Linked DNA regions of Homo sapiens: region 2 is linked to region 1. Evidence: read pairs that join two places in POLR2A ChIA-PET (ENCODE). Cell type or tissue: OCI-LY7. All regions are shown on one strand. Each heading gives the region's core, and the rest is flanking DNA. Links, peaks and the distances in the headings are about the cores only.

What was found. Peaks named below come from ENCODE experiments on the same cell type or tissue, not always from the same donor. Only the 100,000 strongest peaks of a DNase experiment are listed, where the experiment ranks them.
Region 2: POLR2A ChIA-PET joins it to region 1 with 5 read pairs; 4 of 35 experiments call an interaction of 5 or more read pairs at or near these places.

What each region holds. Positions count from the first base shown.
Region 1 is chr1:46,665,703-46,670,084 of GRCh38, reverse strand. ATPAF1 (ATP synthase mitochondrial F1 complex assembly factor 1) reads left to right here and starts at 1,721. Exons shown (of 9, transcript NM_001394565.1): 1 at 1,721-2,028. The coding sequence starts at 1,763. It also overlaps the pseudogene NENFP1 and a transcript of TEX38 not described here. RefSeq lists enhancers at 1,272-1,421, 3,217-3,745, 3,746-4,275 and silencers at 1,934-2,104, 1,532-2,151. In OCI-LY7, for the core only: a CTCF peak has its summit at 1,929 (motif pointing right); a DNase peak (open chromatin) is centred at 1,644; H3K4me3 peaks cover 2,275 bases.
Region 2 is chr1:46,522,274-46,526,655 of GRCh38, reverse strand. No RefSeq gene overlaps it. Among named protein-coding and RNA genes, the nearest start is that of TMEM275, 11 kb to the left of the region's middle. RefSeq lists enhancers at 633-1,582, 1,583-2,533, 2,534-3,484, 3,485-4,382 and a cis regulatory region at 3,408-4,382. In OCI-LY7, for the core only: no CTCF peak of the experiment used is centred there; no DNase peak of the experiment used is centred there.

The DNA.
Region 1 (4,382 bases), core at 113-4,112:
CAAGAAAGTCCTAGGCAAACTGGAATAAATTAGTCACCCTTGGGAGAGTTTCCATCCTTGCCTCCACATATCCTAAATCCCACCAGCAGCCAGCATGATCCTTTTAAAAAGTAGATCATGTTACTCCACTGCTTAAAACATATAGTAACTTCCGATCTCATTCGATTTAAAATCAAAGTCCTTAACCAAGGCCTAAGCAATCTAACTAGCCCTCCCTATACCTTCTTGGTCTCATTTCTGCTGCTGTGCCCTCACTCATTCAGACTCAATAACCTCCTCATCAGGGCCTTTGCACTTGCTGTTTCCCCTACCTGGAAGGCTCTTCCCCCAGCATTCCCACATTACCTTCAGGTCTCTGCTCAAGTGTCCCCTTATCTCTATCTCTCTTGGCCTGCTGTTTTTCTGCATACCATGTAGCATCACCTAACATTATATATTTACTGTCTGTTTCACTCCACTAGAATGTAAGCTCAATGAATTAATATAAACAAGGATCTAAGAACTTCAGATAATGATAACTGCTATAAAGAGAATGCAATAGAGTGATGGGATAAAGACTATAAAGAGATGGAGGGGTTGTCATTTAGGTCCCTTGGAGGTGCTTACATGTGAACTGAGCCCTTAGATGATGAGGAGGCAGCCACATGCAGATCCACAGAGAAAACAGCAAGTGTTAGGAGTGTGAGCCAGGTATGGGCTGGCATACTTGAAGGACTTATTCATCTTCCATTACACTGTTCCTCGCACAGGGCAGGGCTCAGGGCTGATCTCCATGAGCATAGGTTGGATTGAGCAGAGTTGAAGGCTCTGCCCCTGTCCCAGGAGGGGCTTCAATCAGACAAAACCCAGACAAGAAGGACCTGATGATGAGTACTGTCCCAGAGAGCCCACTCCAGGACTGGCCCTGTTCTGTGAGCAGGTGGGACACAGAGATGTTAATGTCACTGTCCCTGACCCTAGGAGCTCACACCTGGTTCAGACGGTAAGGAAGATTGTGGCATTTGGGTTGAGAGAATGGAAGGAGAGAGGATTCCAGGGGTCAAAAAGGGCCTGAATAAGGACTCTTCAAGGAGTAATCCTGGTGTTTCTTTGGGAGAGAATAGGTCACTGTGGCTGGAGTTCAAGGAGGATGTCAGGAAGCAGAGGAAAAGGAGGCTTGGGAGGCAGCTGCCATCTTGAAAAGAGCTCAGCTGTCGGGTAGAACTTGAACAAGTCACATAATTACTCTCGGCCTCAGTTTCCTTATTTGTTAGATGAGGATAATACTGCCACACAGAGTATGAAGCCGCTCAGTGTCCTGCACATAGCAACCTCAGTAAAGAGAAGCTTGCTGCTGTGATTATAGTTGATGAAAAGACCTTCGATGCTGAAGGACGGACTACTACATCGAGTGCCTGGCACTACAGCGAGTGCCAGGGGCAAGCACCGCGAGGACATGGAGATCCGCTGGCTTTAGAGAACGGACTTGGCGCGCAGAGGCTGCTGGTCCCAGAGGGAGGAAGGGCGTTGAATTTGGGCAGCCTCCCTGGAGGAGGCGGGCCGTGGCATACACAGGGCGGCGAGAGCGCGCAGTGCCGGGGCCAGAGCGGCGCGCCCCCTCCTCCCCGCCCCGCCTCGCCGCTATCCCGCGCCCGGAACCTTGGGCGCGCGGAACCTCGGTGCCGGAGCGCGGGCGCGGCGCACTCGGAGCGGGATGGAGCGGGCGCGCGGGCCGCGGGCCGAGGCCGACGCGCCTGAGGAGGAGGAGGAGGCGGGGGCGGCCATGGCTGCTGTGGTGGTGGCGGCTGCGGGTGGCGCGGGACCGGCGGTCCTGCAGGTGGCCGGTCTCTACCGGGGCCTGTGCGCGGTGCGCAGCCGCGCCCTGGGCCTGGGGCTCGTGTCACCCGCGCAGCTGCGCGTCTTCCCAGTGCGCCCCGGCTCGGGCCGGCCCGAGGGGGGCGCCGACAGCAGCGGGGTCGGGGCCGAGGCCGAGCTCCAGGCCAACCCTTTCTACGACCGCTACCGCGACAAGATCCAGCTGCTGCGCAGGTGCGGGCCTGGGTTGGCTGGAGGCGGGCAGGAGGCGGGAGGAGGGGCGGCCCGGGCTGCTGGGCCTTAGGACAGCCCTGTGAGGTGGGCACTAGTACTGTCCCAGCTCTTCAGATGATGTAGCCAGGCTCCGCGAGGCTAGGTCACTTGCCCAAGATCACACAGCTAATTGGTGTCAGAGCTGGGAGTCTCTGCAAAGCCCTGGCTCGTTCCACGTTTGTCTGCTTTGGTTCTCCAAACGCTAAGGTGGACTCTTATGACAGCCCTGAGGCAGGCAGCTCAGAGACACCTGTCCTCATTATAGAAATGGGAAAACGCCTTCTAGAGAAGGGACTTGACTTGCTCAAGGTCACATATTAAGATAGCTGAGGCCTGGCTCAGAGCTGGAGTTCCCAGGCTGGTGGTAGCTTAGGGCCTTGACTGCAAGGAAAGGCGACTGGGGATGGGAGGAGGGCATCAAAGACTAATAGTGTCACAGTCGGATCACCCATTGAACCCTCTTAAGGAGACTGAGGATCAGCGAGAGTAAGAGACTTGCCAAAGGTCACACAGCTGTTTGGGATTTGTCTGACTCTGAGTCCAGGGTCCCTAACACCACCTCTTAGCTTCCAGAGGGAAGGATCTGGAGCTTAGAGGGGCTTAAGGTGCATATGAGGGGCTATAGGAGCATCTGAAGAGTTCAAGTGGGAAGAGCTAAAGGAGATCAGAGGTGAAAATTAAAGGGGCTTGGGAGAGAATTTAGCAGGGTAAGAAGGTAGTTGTCTTATGAAAGGAAACCAAAGACTTAGTACTGTAAATTTGAGTTCTGTCTCATCTCTACTTCCACTGCCTTAATCTACTCCATCATCGTCACCTGGGCTGTTGCCATTATCCTCTAACTAGAGTTCCCTACTTCCATTCCTGGACTACTTTACCCCAGTTCCTCTCACTGCTACTGTAGTGATCTTTCTTGCCATTTGAAACAGTTATGCAGTAAATGAATGAGTATTTTTGCTCTCCTTCCAGCAGCATTGAGATAGTCTCAAGTATTTGTCATCTTAAAAGCCTTTCTTTGATGTACATTCCCCTCCAGGCTTCTCTCGTTGATCTGTATTTGATCTGTTTTACACACAAGCATCTCTGAAGAGTTGTCTACTTGTACTTTGAATACTTTATCAGCATCCATTTATTCTTACCCACTCATGAACAAATAAATAACTGGTTTTACCGTCCTTCCCCACTGGATCATTCCCATCAACATTTACACATACTGTTATCCCCCCACTGACCTCTAAATAACATCCAAACTCCTTAATGTTTCACACAAGTTCCTCATACCCTAGTCCCTGCCAGTCTCTCTCTAGTTTTATCTGTTAGCAAACTTCCTTTGAAAAAGAATGGAGAGGAGGGGATGTTCCAGGTAAGGGGAGCAGCAACATAAACAAAGGTACAGAGGCATGAAACCACCTTAACCATTTGGGGATGTTTGAGCAAATTTTCATCATAATACCTGTTGTACTTTCATTTGTTTACTTTTATGCCTGTCTCTCCCACTGGATAGTGAGCTCCTTGAGGTAGGGAGTCTGACTTATTTATTTCTATATCCTCAGATCCCAGCAACAGCTTCACTGCCCAGGCTGTCCCTTGCCCTCTCTACCCCTTCACTATGGCAGGCCCAGTTGCAGCTGTAGCCACTAGCAGGGTTGACCCTGGTCCTGGTACAGCCCCCAGGGCTGCTTGCAGCTCTGGCCAGGCAGGTGCCATGCCCGACTAAGCAGAAACCCCTGGTGAGGCTCTTTATTGAGGAGGAGCCGGCCCACTACAGAGAGAAGAAAAACATCCCATCTACATGACAGTGAAGGGAGTGGTGTTTTATGTCACCTCCAGAAAGGAATTTTATGGAAGAAGGGGCCCCCTATAATGCATTGACCAGGAAAGTCCACCAGAGGGATAGCCAAGATGTCCCTGGGTCCTCCAGACCTCACCCATGAAACTCTGGGTCTCATGGCCAAAGAGCTGGAATCCCTGGATGATATCTTCACCAAAGTGTACAAAACCAAATATCCCATGGTTAGCTACACAGTCTGAAGAATTCTTAATAGGGACAGCACCCCAGCCTGGACTTCAAACCTGAAGACCAACCCCATTTTGACATAAACAATGTGTTCTGTTGTTTCATCTCCAAGAGCAGCTTCTTTGGAGGGTAGGTTAGGGAGATACTCAGATGCTAAATCTTCTGCAAAATAGGCTACCTAAAGCCTCTGAATCACCAGGATCTGAATAAAGCAGATGTTTAACCTGGTTGGGGGGACATATTTTCAAGAACTGGATGTATTCAAGTAAAAGCTTGACACCTAGTAAGGAGGCTATAGGAT
Region 2 (4,382 bases), core at 135-4,134, 140 kb after region 1:
TCAAAAAACGCTGACGCCAAAGACAATGAGCTCTCCGAGGCTGAGGCAACTCATTTGGTCCCGGCCACGCTTTATTAAATTCTCATAAACCTGTCAGGGGGGACAGGGCTCGCTTCAGTTTACCTCATTAGCCCGACACAATGACAGTGGTGGGGGGACAGGCAGGGTGGGGGTGCAACAAGGGGAGGCTGGCGCTCAGAGCTGAGAACTGAGCCAGCCGGGAAGATAATTGAATTAAGTGGCTTTTGTTAATGGTTTTTAAGACTCCAAAGTGTAAATAACATTTAGGGGCTTTCTTTTAATGGAGCTAGGGTTTTAGAGACCCAGGGAGCTTAGGGGAGGCCCAGCCTGGTCCCTGCCTTCTCCCCCACCCTAGGGGAGCTCCCGAGGGGAGAACTTGCCGGAGCCGCCCCAGGGATGCATTGCAGTTAGCCTTGGGAGGACCAAGGGGACTTCCCCAAGGGAAGGGGACAACATCATTGGAGCCAAAGAAGCTGAGACAACTTCCTGGTGAATCTTTGAAAAGAATCAGTGTACATGAGCAAAAGAGGGGATGGATGCAGGGGACTGTGACGACCTACCCAGTCCTGGAATGCTGCTGTCGGACAAAGTGGCCAGGGACGTCTCTGAGATGTTGCTGGAAGTATGGTCCTGGCCTCCTGGGGTCAATGTTCATTCCCCATGAGAGGTTAGTGGGAATGGAAGGTACTGGCTGTGTTGCCAGCAGGTAGTGAGCTCCCCATCACAGCGGATGTGGGAAGGCTGTGAGTTGGGGTATCCCCAAACGAGGCAGTGGATTAGACTAGATCCCAGGCTTGCTGAAGGCAACTGGACTTGATCCAAGCTGTAACAGGAACCTGAAAAGATGGCATGGTGAGCTCACTTCTCTGGGGGCACAAGGGCCTCGGGGAGCTGGGTGCCAGGGAACAGGGACACAGACAGGAGTTGAGAATCCAGCCCCTGGCTTTCCTCAGTCAACAGCTTCTCCCTCCCTGCACCCTGCAGACAAGACCAGGTTGGGGAGTTGGCTGGATTGAAGGCAAAGGGCTCTGGGCTAAGATCCCAAGGGGCTGGAGGTGAGATGGGGCAGGGCTGGCCCTGGGCCAGCCCACAAAGGGTTAAGGTGCTAATCGCCATGCATGCGACAAAGGGAAGTGGGTTTTCTGATCCAGAAAGGATCAGTCCCTGGGACGCCCCATCAGGCCCTTCAGCGTGAAATTACACCCCAGCGGGGGTGCTACCCTCCCCCTACACACACATTACCCGCCGGGCCTGGCACAGGATTAGGGCCCAGAGTCATCAGCGTAATAGATCGCACCTCCCCACCCCATTCCTTCCCCCAGGAGCCTTCAGTCCTGCCTCCGGGCCTGGGCCAGCCTCTTTCCTCACATCTGTCCACCTGGCAGTTGCACTGCCTGGTCATCTTGGCCTCACTCTTGGTCTAGTCATTCCATCTGTCTCCTCCAGCCATGCATTGAGCCCCCACCTCACTCCTGGTCACAGTGTCTTCATAACCTTTAATCGGCCTGCCAAAGGTACATTCCATTGCTTATGTATTTGTTGTCTGTCTTCCCCCTCGCACATCAGGTGCTGTCCTGCTCAGCACTGTATTCCCAGTGATGGGGGGGGGGGGGCTGCATCTTCCACGCAGGTGGTGCTCAGTCAACTAATGTTGACTTCCCATCCACCTCACAGAGACTGGGACATGGTCCCTAAACTCTGGATGTTGATGCCGAGAACTAGGAGACTGTGCCAGGACAGAGCCATGTCCTCTGGAAGAGACAGGAGGCTGTGGCATGGCCGCTGCCTTGGACCTAGCCTCATCTCTTAAAGATGGCATGAGGGAGGCAGGCAGGAAAAGTGAGAAGGCCTGCAAGGACAGAGGGTCCACCTGTCCTTGGGTGCTGTCCCAGGAGATCCGCTCACTCCACTGCCCCAGGCTGCTGTGCCTTTGCCCTCTGATGACCTCTAAGCCCCATCTGCACCCCCAGCCAGGAGGACCCAGCATGGGAAGAAGCTCTGAATGGAACAATTGAGGACACAGGATGATATCACATGGAAGACAAAACCCAGCAAGACTCTTGGAAACCAAGGCTGCCTGAGAAAGGCACCTGTATGGACCACCCTGACCAACCTCTACACAGGAGACAGAGGCCCAGAAAAAGCCAGGGCTTGCCCAAGTGTACTGCAAAGCCATGGCAGGGCCCAGACAGAAGCCTGGTTCCCTGAGGTCCTCAGCAGAGCTTGTCCCTCACATGCTCTTCCCAGTTAATTTAACAAGTTCAGTACTGGTTGAACACAAACTCCATACCAGGCTGTATGCCATGCCAGCTTCTGCCCAGGGAGCCCCATCTGGCAGTGGTTGAGAACTGTATATAGTGGTCAGAGGCATCAAGAGGAGGAGGGGCATCTCCCTCCCCTGTGATAATCTGGCAAGTCTTCCTGGAGCAGGTGGCATGTGGCTGGGCTCTGAAGAGTGAAGCCTGTCCCCAGGAGGAGGGACCGGCAGAGCAGAGGTATCCGGGGAGAGGGCACGGTGAGTGTGTGAGGTGCCACGCCAGCTGGGTGACACACTCCACAACAGCATGAATAGACATGTTCTGTGTGGCTCCCAGGCCAAGCCAGGCCTGATAAGGAGGCTACTGGGTGGCAGATTTCAGACAACATGAAGAAGAACTTTCCAACAGCCCTGGCGTAGGCTGCCCTGGAAGGTAGTGAGCTGCCCACCCCTTCAGGCTTGTGGATAGGAGCTGGGTATCAGTGATTCCTCCCCGGATGGAAGCCGAACTAGAGACCGGTGAGAATGTCTATTCTGAGAAACTGAAGCAGAAATGGCCAGACTTCAACAGGCCTGGCTCTTTAGTAGGCGACCTCTCCCCCACACCTTGTCCATCCTCCTGGGCTCTGCAGGCCCCTGGTGGCTGGAGTGTGGGAGAGGGAGGTAACAAGGCAGACAGAAGAATGACTGCTTTTTCAGTTATTCTTCTATGTATCTATGGCTTCCACCCAACCCAGCAGGGTGGGGCGCTTAAATCAGGCTCAGAAGTTGTCCAAAGCCCCACTTAAAAAAAAAATAGGGACAGAGGGCTGGGCATGGTGGCTCACACCTGTAATCCCAGCACTTTGGGAGACCAAGGCTGGCGGATCACTTGAGCTCAAGAGTTCAAGGCCAGCCTGGGCAACATGGTGAAACCCCACCTCTGTCAAAAAATACAAAAATTAGCTGGGCATGGTGATGTGTACCTGTAGTCCCAGCTGCTTGGGAGGCTGAAGTGGAAGGATGGCTTGAGCCCAGGAAGGTGAGGCTGCAGTGAGCTGTGATCATACCACTGCATTTCAGCCTGGGTGACAGAGTGAGACCCTGTCTTTAAAAAAATGAATAGGGACTGAGGCCCAGAGAAGGGCTTTTCCAATAGCCCACAGTCCAAGAGGCAGGCTGGGGCTTGCAGGCTGCGCGGTCCTTTCTAGGCAGCTTACCGAGGGCAGACTGAAGGTAAACCTGAAGGAGGTGAACCTTTCAGACGTCTCGCGGGCCCTGCCTCCACAGGGGCTGTGCATGCTAAGGAGACAGCGAGGGGCGGGCCGATGAGCACCTGCCTTTACCTCCCCTTAATCTCCCGTGTCGTCAAGTTTCCGCCTCAGCCCCCTGTCGTGAAGCTTCTGCCTCAGGTACCCTGGATTCTTCCTGAAGCACTGGGGCTCCTGTGTTCTGGAGTTCTCTTCAGGAGAATCCTAAGGTAAAAAAGAATGTGTTCCCTCCCTCCTGGCTGCCCAGCACATGCTGTGCAGAGGCCAGGAGATGGGCAGGGTGACCTGGGAAGGACCCAGGCCTGCGGGTCTATCGTCCCGCTTAGATGAGACCAACAACAAAGAGCAGCTTGTACACACACTCACACCCACGTGCACCCACACACGCCCACACAGGCTCTTTCCAAGAACAGCTCTTCAAGCCTGGCTGCCAAGATAAAGGAGCCACGGGGCGGTCAACCCCAGGAGGAAATATCGCTTCTGCAACTTTTGTTGTTCAGAGGTCTTTGTGAAATCTCCAGACTCTTCTTGGAAAGGATCCCAGGCTGAGGTGGCAGTTTCCCGCAGCGGGAGACATGGGTGAGGGCCACGCAGCCTCCCCGGCCTGGAAGGAGCTGGGGGAGGAGAGCCCCAGGGGGCCGGGCTTGGAGTCATTAGTGGTGGCAACAGAAGCTTAATCCTTCACTTCCATTATTACCGCACTCAACTCCCACAAGCCTGGGGGTAGACAGAGACCTCCCCATTTTACAGATGATGAAACAGAGGTTCCCAGAAGCCTAGCAGCTTATTAAATAGTCCACAGTGAGTCAGTGCTAGAAATGAAACTGTGACTGACTTGGCACCAGTCACAGACT